2 separate regions of the Homo sapiens genome follow, and region 1 is linked to region 2. A link is a contact called in ENCODE Hi-C data. All regions are on one chromosome and are shown on one strand. The core of a region is the stretch at or near the end of the contact, and the rest is flanking DNA. Distances in the headings are between cores, read along the strand shown. Region 1 overlaps LOC124905248 (a long non-coding RNA gene). Region 2 has its middle 80 kb from the start of LINC02154.

What was found. Hi-C counts contacts between places; a loop is a spot of excess contacts on that map. Pooled maps may share reads with other maps.
Region 1: a map of PC-9 shows a loop between it and region 2 (16-fold over the local background). The contact joins two enhancer-like sites. A Hi-C loop is called at or near these places in 8 of 168 maps with a recorded cell type or tissue (Calu3, MCF 10A, PC-3 and 5 more) and 5 of 50 pooled maps.

What each region holds. Positions count from the first base shown.
Region 1 is chrX:13,395,837-13,400,185 of GRCh38, reverse strand. The region is part of intron 1 of LOC124905248 (a long non-coding RNA gene); the gene reads left to right. Among named protein-coding and RNA genes, the nearest start is that of LINC01203, 63 kb to the right of the region's middle. Within about 2 kb of position 1,690, at least 7 of the 41 ENCODE cell types and tissues checked have a DNase peak (open chromatin) inside an H3K27ac peak, as active enhancers do; they include PC-3 and PC-9, where a contact is called at or near this core.
Region 2 is chrX:13,221,528-13,225,623 of GRCh38, reverse strand. No RefSeq gene overlaps it. Among named protein-coding and RNA genes, the nearest start is that of LINC02154, 80 kb to the left of the region's middle. Within about 2 kb of position 1,348, at least 2 of the 41 ENCODE cell types and tissues checked have a DNase peak (open chromatin) inside an H3K27ac peak, as active enhancers do; they include PC-3 and PC-9, where a contact is called at or near this core.

The DNA.
Region 1 (4,349 bases), core at 441-2,940, 170 kb before region 2:
CAGGTAGTAGGACTAGGATGAGGTAGTGAAGCAAAACTGAGTCTCTGAACTCTTATCTGACTAGGGACTTGATTTTTCCAGAAAGTGGGGTAATACTGAATGTACACTTGGATACCTATTATTCTAAGCTAGGTTTTGGGGGCTGTTATCAGCTAATATTTGTATAGTGTTTTTCACCTCACCAATCATGTCAAGTAGGCATTGCCTATCCATTTTATAAATTTTACATCCATTTTATAAATGAACAGACAATGGACTCAAAGATGGTGGTGACTTTAATGTCACTCTGGCTGAGACTGCTTGTTGCCTACCTAATATTCACTTTTCCTTACATCTTTAGTCAATGAGTCCTGATATTTTTCAGGGTGGCAGCCTAACTAAAAGAGTATATTTCCCAGCTAAGCATGGCATTATAACTGAATTCTGTCCAATATGAAAGCTATTGGGTGTCACTTCCGGAAAGACTCCTTAGAAAGGAATAGGACGTGCCTCTTCTTGCCTTACCCCTTTTACCTTCCTGTTCCCTGGAATGTAGATGTGATGGCTGCAGCCAGAGTAGCCATATTGTGACACTGAGGATGCAAACCATGTATGTATGAGAATGGTGAAGCAGATAGAAGGACTCTGACTGCCCAGTGACTTTGTTAAGGTACTACATCGGCCTGGACTGACCACCTCTGGCCCTTTTTTTTTTTTTTTTTGGAGACTGAGTCTCACTCTGTCACCCAGGAGGCTACAGTGCAGTGGCATGATCTTGGCTCACTGCAACCTCTGCCTCCAAGGTTCAAGCAATTCTCCTGCCTCAGCCTCCCGAGTAGCTGGGATTACAGGTGTGTGCCACCATGCCAGGATAATTTTTTTTTGTATTTTTAGTAGAGGCGGGGTTTCACCATGTTGGCCAGGCTGGTCTCGAACTCTTGACCTCAAGTGATCCGCCTGCCTCAGCCTTCCAAAGTCCTGGGATTACAGGTGTGAGCCACCATGCCTGGCCTCACCTCTGGACTTTTTAATAATCCCTGGAGGCTATCAGAGTTTATTAAAACACCCAGAGGTTAGGATTAGACCAAATGCAGTTGGTCTAATCATAACCAACATGGTCACATAGCTAGGACTTGTAGAGCTTGGACTGTAAGACATCTAACTTTTGCTATTTCCATTCTGGACATGCACCCAGGCAGGTCATTTAAAGACAATATTTAAGTGGAAGAATAATCAAGATGTAAAACCACTCAAATAGTTTCATAAATACTTTTTGGGGAGCATAGAAGTTACTGGTCTTATAGAAGCCCTGTTGTAGAAAACTGTTTATTGTTCAGTTCTCGCTTTAGAAGTTTAAAACACATTTAGGTTTTCTCTTCTCTCGTTTATTTCAATGACTTTCCCTCCTTATCTGACTGTTAGTCTTGTTGGAATCTGGTCATGTGGTTGCTTTGTCTGGATTGTGAGAAATATAAGAATGCGCAAAGCCAGTGTAGTCTTCTCACCCAGCCGACTAACACATGACTCATGCATTCCAGTAAAGGTGGAGCAGGCCTGGCCACCAAAACCTGACCCCTGAGTCATTTCAATCAACTGCGAATGCCCAGGCAGCTGCATGCATTTGCTGAAACATTCTTTGGAAGGCATATGCTAATCCTTTCTTCCTAGATATAAATATTAACTCATCCATGCCTGTAGCACTTGTGGTCTCTGAACCCTACTTTTGGAATGCAGTTGGGGATATCAAGTTTGCAGGCTTGAGACACTGCCAGGTGACAGTTTGCTTCATTTTTCCATGGCCTTATTTAATCCTTTATTACTTTTTTTTTTGGTAGCACATGGCATTCATTTATGCACCCCTGGATGAGCAAAGTTCTTTGGCAGTTAACCTGAGTGACAAGGCACAAATCAATGGTCACTTCTTCCTTTCACAATAGGAAATTCTTGACTTAACCCTACTAGTTTCTTTCCAGCAGGGATGCAAGAGGTTACTGAGAACAGTGTCGATAACCTTGCATGATGTGCTATTTCTTTTTTCTTTTGATTAGGCTGTTTGCCCCCTTCATCATACCCTTACAAAATCATCCTCATATTTGTGTCATTAACCCTTTAACTGATTTCAACACACTTCCAGGAAGATTCAGTGGGTGTTTCAATCTACCATTTTGCAAGAGTGTCTCTTCTTACCTATCCATAAGCATAACTAATCTTTCTTTCATATCAATCTGTACTAATAGTACATTTGTAGCTCGTGGAATCTAATAAGGATTATGTAAATTTCTGCCTATTGATTTTTTTAGGTCCTCCAAACTAGATAAAAGGAAAGACTTTTATTTTCTGATGTCCCATTTAATAATTCAGTCTTCTTTTTCTGCAACTTAAACTCCATATCTATTATAATCTCTGCTTCATATAATAGCTGTTCTCATAGATACTTCAAGATTTTTTTCAGAAGGTCAAACAAGAGCTTCCTGCAAGATATAAAGGTGAGAGAACATTTAAACAGGCATCTCCAGTCATTGATAAGTTACTTGCTTCTTTGAAAATTCCAATTATCTTTGTGTACATGTTTTAAATTGCAGACGTTGTATTGGATAGAGATATCAGATTCACTGGGAAAGAGAGTGAGGGGCTAAATTTATTTTAGCTGAGATTTCTGCCACAGGCTCTTCAAGTTGAGCACCTTCTCTCAGTGGGTAGAGAGGCTAATTTAGCTTCAAAAATGATGATTTTCACAACACAAATGCAATGTACCATGAATTTCACTAGTTTAGAAAGCTAGATATTATATACTTGTGTTTTAAGAGTTCCAAGAAAAGGAGCCATTAACCATCTTACTTTTATCAATCAAAATAATTAAATTGAAAATAAAATGAAATTTTCTGAGTAAATCAGTTGTAATAATTGCTCTGTGATTTATGAAATATGAGTGGGCTGTTGAGAAATACACTCTCTAGTTGATGGACCATATATTATGCTAGCTGTTCCTTAAGGCTGCTCTTCTGAAAGCAAATCTATTTGCTGAAAGAAGTGGACTGAAATGGGAAACAAATTGTGCACTAGAAGGCACTAGAATTATGAATGTCAGCCTGGAATGGAAAACATATATTTCAGAAACATGCTTATTGGGAGAATAGACAAAGCATGAGGTCATAGGAAGGAAGGGCAGAGATGGGGAATAAATGATTAATAAAAAGCTTCTGAATGCTCTGTGGAACAACTCCAAATCCTTTCATAGATCAGTTTTACATTGCCTTAACTTTCCAGTGGGGGCATGGGGAGGCCCATGGGCATTTTAGAAAATTATAAAGTTTGCATTCATTTTTTCACGATTAGTATTTTCCCTTATTCTTCATTGCCTCTTCCTGAACATTCTCTATGGTATTATTAGAACTCTTATTAAAAACAAAAAACCTCTTTCCAGCTCATGCCATTTCATCCCTGTCCCACCTTCTGTCTCTCCTACTGACCTCCTGGTAACTCCCCAACATTGATGGAAGACTTTTGCACCTTACTCACAGTCTTCCTTCCCACCTCAAAACATGTTGTTATCCTGGGTAGCTTCAGCATAGTAATTAGCTATATTATTTTGGGGACTACCACTGAGGCAGGAGAATAGGGCCTGAAGGCAGAGAACCTAAGGACTTCCTAGAACTAAATCAAATGGAAACACTTCAGCTGTGACAGGAAATAGCCTCTTCATTTACATAGGGCATACAATGAGTAAATGACTGATATGGTTTGGCTGGGTCCCCACCCAAATCTCAACTTGAGTTGTATCTTCCAGAATTCCCATGTGTTGTGAGAGGGACCCAGGGAAAGGTAATTGAATCATGGGGGCTCGTCTTTTCCATGCTATTCTTGGGATAGTGAATAAGTTTCAGGAGATTCATGGGTTTATCAGGGGTTTCTGCTTTTGCTTCTTCCCCATTTTTCTCTTGCCGCCGCTATGTAAGAAGTGCCTTTTGCCTCCCGTCATGATTCTGAGGCCTTCCCAGCCATGTGGAACTGTAAGTCCATTTAAACCTCTTTTTCTTCCCAGTTTTGGGTATGCCTTTATCAGCAGTGTGAAAATGAACTAATACAATGACTTCGTAACTTTACTTTATCCTCTTCATTTACATATGATGTACACCGAGTAAATAACTTTGTAACTTCACTTTAGTTTCTTCATTTACATAGGGCGTATACTAAACAACCAATGGAAACCTCTAGAGGGTATTTAAACCCCAGAAAATTCTGTAACTGGGCTCTTGAGCTGCTTGCTCAAGCTGCTCCCACCCTGTGGAGTGTGCTCTGCTTTTCAAGAAATCTCTGCTTTTGTTGCTTCATTCTTTCCTTGCTTTGTGTGTTTTGTCCAATTCTTTGTT
Region 2 (4,096 bases), core at 99-2,598:
CAGAAGCAGGACTAGGCAGAGAGAGAAGTCAACCTGCAACCCAAGCACAATAATAGCCTCCACTGACACCACAGGGCTTTGGAGTTGGAAGGGCCCTTCAAAGTTACGCTAGGTTGGAGAGATGGCCAGGCCTCTATATCCCTGCATTAATCTGTCATTGAATGTGGGTCACCTCAAGAAGGAACTTGACCTTGGGTGAGAGGGCTGGACTCTACAGATGAATAGTCCCTGAAGCTCATCTCCCATTACCCCTTCCTATAGCTGGGGATAGCAAGTTCTTCATTAAATGGTTTTATGGGTTGAATTGTGTCTTCAAAAAGATAATCTAAAAGCACTGAAGTTATAACCTGTGAATGCGACTTTATTTGGAAATAGTGTCTCTATAGATGTAATCGAGTTAAGATGAAGTCATTAGAGTAAGCCCTAACCTGATATGACTGGTGTCCCCCACAAAAAGAAGAAAATGCCATGTGAAGACAGGGACACATGGGGAGGAGGTGGTCATGTGAAGGCAGAGGTAGAGACTGGAGTGATAGGGCTGTGAACCAATAAATGCCAACAATTGATGGCCACCACTAGACGCTATGTAGAGGCACAAAAGGATTCTACCCAGAGTATTAGAGGGAGCATGGCTCTGAGGACACCTTGACTTCAGATGTCTATCCTCGAGAACTGTGAGAGAATAAATTTGTGTTGTCCTAAGCCACCTAGTCTGTGGTACTTTGTTACAGCTGCCTTAGGAGACTAAGAAGGGGGTTCTAGGTGGCAGATGACAAGAATAATCCCTCAGGATGAAGTCAGTTTATAAATGAAATATTCAGCTGTAGAAATAACTTCCTGAAAGTAACAGTTCGTAAGTGGATTTGGGGAGCTAACGATCTGATTGAAACTATATGACTTTTATATATAAAATGGAAATGGATGGTACAGAATTACTATGTGCAGGGTACTGGCTGGATGAAGAACTTTATAGGATTGGCTTCACCTAGCCCGATGGAGTTGGTGTTATTATCCACATCTCATAAATGAGAAAACTGACGACCGAGGTTCAGTCATTCATCAACAACTAGAGAGTAGAGCAGCAACTGGGTGCAAACCTGAGTTTATACTTCCCCTGAAGCCAGTGCCCTTGGCCACTGGGTGACTCTGGAGGTGCAGTAGCACCAGAACAATAAGTCTGTAATAACCACTGTGGGATGTATGGGGAAGGAGAGCTGACAAAGGATCCTGGGTGAGGAAATGCATCCGGAACAAAGCAAACTTATTTCCATTACTGGAACATAGCCCAGAATACAGGTCATATGGATGGTTGGTTGGTGAGATCATTTCCAGTGCTTTTTGTGACACTGTTTTTTCCCCAGAGCTATATTAACACCATCCACTTGAAAAAAAAAAAAAAAAAAGTAGCATTCCTATTTCAATCTGGTAGGAACAAAGAACTCCTATGACAATGGAAGTAAGAAAGATGAGAGAAGAAGAGAACAAATCAGGGTCTCATTTGTATAACTGCTTCTACCTTAGCCCCAATTGTCCCATGCCAGATGACAGTGTGGTTTCCATACTCGGATGTCATTAAACATACTGAAACCAATTTTGGTGCCAAATTACAACCACAAGCCAAAATACCTGTAAAAAAAAAAAAAAACAAAAAACAAAAAAAACACTTTTCATATTCTGATTCAGGTCAACATCAACTAGACACTATTTTGTTAAATTTCCATTTAAACAAAGAAGTGACCATTTCTGATGAACTGAAAACTGACGTAACCCTCCAGAATTGAGAGCTGGAAGGAATACTGTTTTTAATTAACTCAATTCAATTTATCTCAATGCCACACTTTTATTTTTACTGTTTTCTATGTGCTAAGACTTATTTACTATGAATGCAGACATAATGTAAAAAGTTTCTACTCTAAAGAATCTCACAATCTAGTGGAGAAATTAATAATTATTACTAAACCTGAAAGGAACTGTTATTGAGGTTACTTATAAGGTGTGATAGAAACACCAAGGAAGAACACTCAATAGCACGGAGTAAGTAGAGGCAGTAGGATAGAGGACTTTCCCAGTGGAGGGAACTCTAGAAGTGAGCCTTGGAGAAAGGGCAGAAATTATCCCAGAGGGCAAAGAAAGAGAAATGGGCATTCTTAAGGATTATGATATAAAAAGTTGAGAGAGAGAAAGAGAAGAAGAGAAGGAAAGGAGAGGAGAGAAGAAAGGAGAGAAGAGAAGAGAATGCTCTGGCCATTGCAAGAAACACTAAGTAGCTCAAGTTTAGCAAAGTATGCATGGTGGAGGTTGGGAGATCATGGAAGAGGAGAGAAAGGCAGTGTTTTGCATGCCATGCCAAAAGGTTTGGACTTCACACTGAAGGCAAAGGAAAGCTACCGATCTGCATTTTAGAAGAATTATCATGCAGTAGGGTGAAAAGTAAGTTGGAAGTGGGAAGAGGCTGGAGGCTGAGAGATGCCTTAGAAAGTTCTTGAAGTAAAGTCAAGAATCTGGAGGTCCTGGACCAAGACAACTTTATGAGAGAAGGAAAGAGGATGCTTTGAGAAAACAAACAAACACAAAGTCAATATTTTAGGGACTGATTATAGTTGAGAGAGGAGTGGGGAGGGACATGGATAAAGAATCAAGAATGATAAAAAGATGGACAGCTTAAAAATGAGATGGCTTTTGACGCAGTTAACCAGCATGAGGAAGCCAGTGACGGTTTGGGGGTAAAGGGTGAAGAAGTAAATTCAATTTTTAATAAGTTCGGCTTGCAGTGCCCCTAGGAATCATCAGAGGACATGTGCCCCTATCCCAGGGAGAATCTGATTTCTTGTGTCCCTGATGTGAATTAACCTGCAGGTAAAAGACTACTGCCCAGAGAGGTGACAAGCTGGAGTCACAAAAGCTACAGAAGTAAAGATTTTAAGAAGAAAACAGTGATTGACCCTGGCATACCTTACAAAGTGGTTATGTCAGAGAAAAGACCATTGGATTGCAAATAGGACAGTATTCAATGACCTTACCAAACCCAGTTTCAGTGCAATGGAAGGGGCAGAACTAGACTCTAGAGGTTGTGGAAAGAAAGGGGGATCCTACAGCCAATCCATGCTGTTAATATCTACACCACAACAGAAAATCTAGGCTAGAATGCATGTAGAAGTAATTACAAACACACTGATTTATTTATTTATTCCTTCATTCAAATATTTATGGCATGCCTATTTTGTACTTGCCAATGACAAAAGAGACATGTAAAAATCATAGTTGAGAGCAGGGGAGTAGGCAATAAACAAAGAAACTTATAACCTGACGTTTGGTGATAGCAAGAGCAACAAAGTCGATTTTGCCTAGTGTAAATACGGAAGAAGGGCTACTGCAGCATTGACAGAGATGGCAAACACATGGGAAGTCAAGGTTTAGAGAAAAAAAGAGGCCGGAAGCAGTGGCTCATGCCTGTAATCCCGGCACTTTGGGAGGCTGAGGCAGGAGAATCACTTGAGCCCAGGAGTTTGAGACCCGCCTGGGCAATACAGTGAAACCCTGTTTCCACAAACAATTTTTTAAAAATTGGCTGGATGTGGTAGCGCATGCCTGTGGTCCCAGCTACACAGGAGGCTAAGATGGTAGGATTGCTTGAGCCAGGGAGGTCGAAGCTGCAGTGAGCTGTGATTGTACCACTGCACTTCAGCCTGGGTAACAGAGCAAGACCCTGTCTCAAAAATAAAATAAAAAAGAAAAGCAACAAGCCAGTAGGGCTCATTTGTTTATTTATTCATCATACTACAACTAACAATATAGGGAAACATTTACAGACTGCTTACATCAGTGTATTCAATTAACAGGATGAAAAAAATAATTTAGGAAAGAATCAAAGAAGGAAAATAACATTAAAAAGTAAGACAAAGCATAGGGGTAAATTTGGTGTGCAAACCATTTCCCTACGTGCTTGCTAGAAGAGGGCAGAAAGTTTGTCTCTAAGCTTTTCTGTGGCAAAGACAGAAGCAAAACAATAAAAACAACAACAATGTTAACAACAGCAATAGTAGTAACCATATTAACCTTTTCATGCGTGCCAAGCACTGTTCTAAGTTCTTTAACC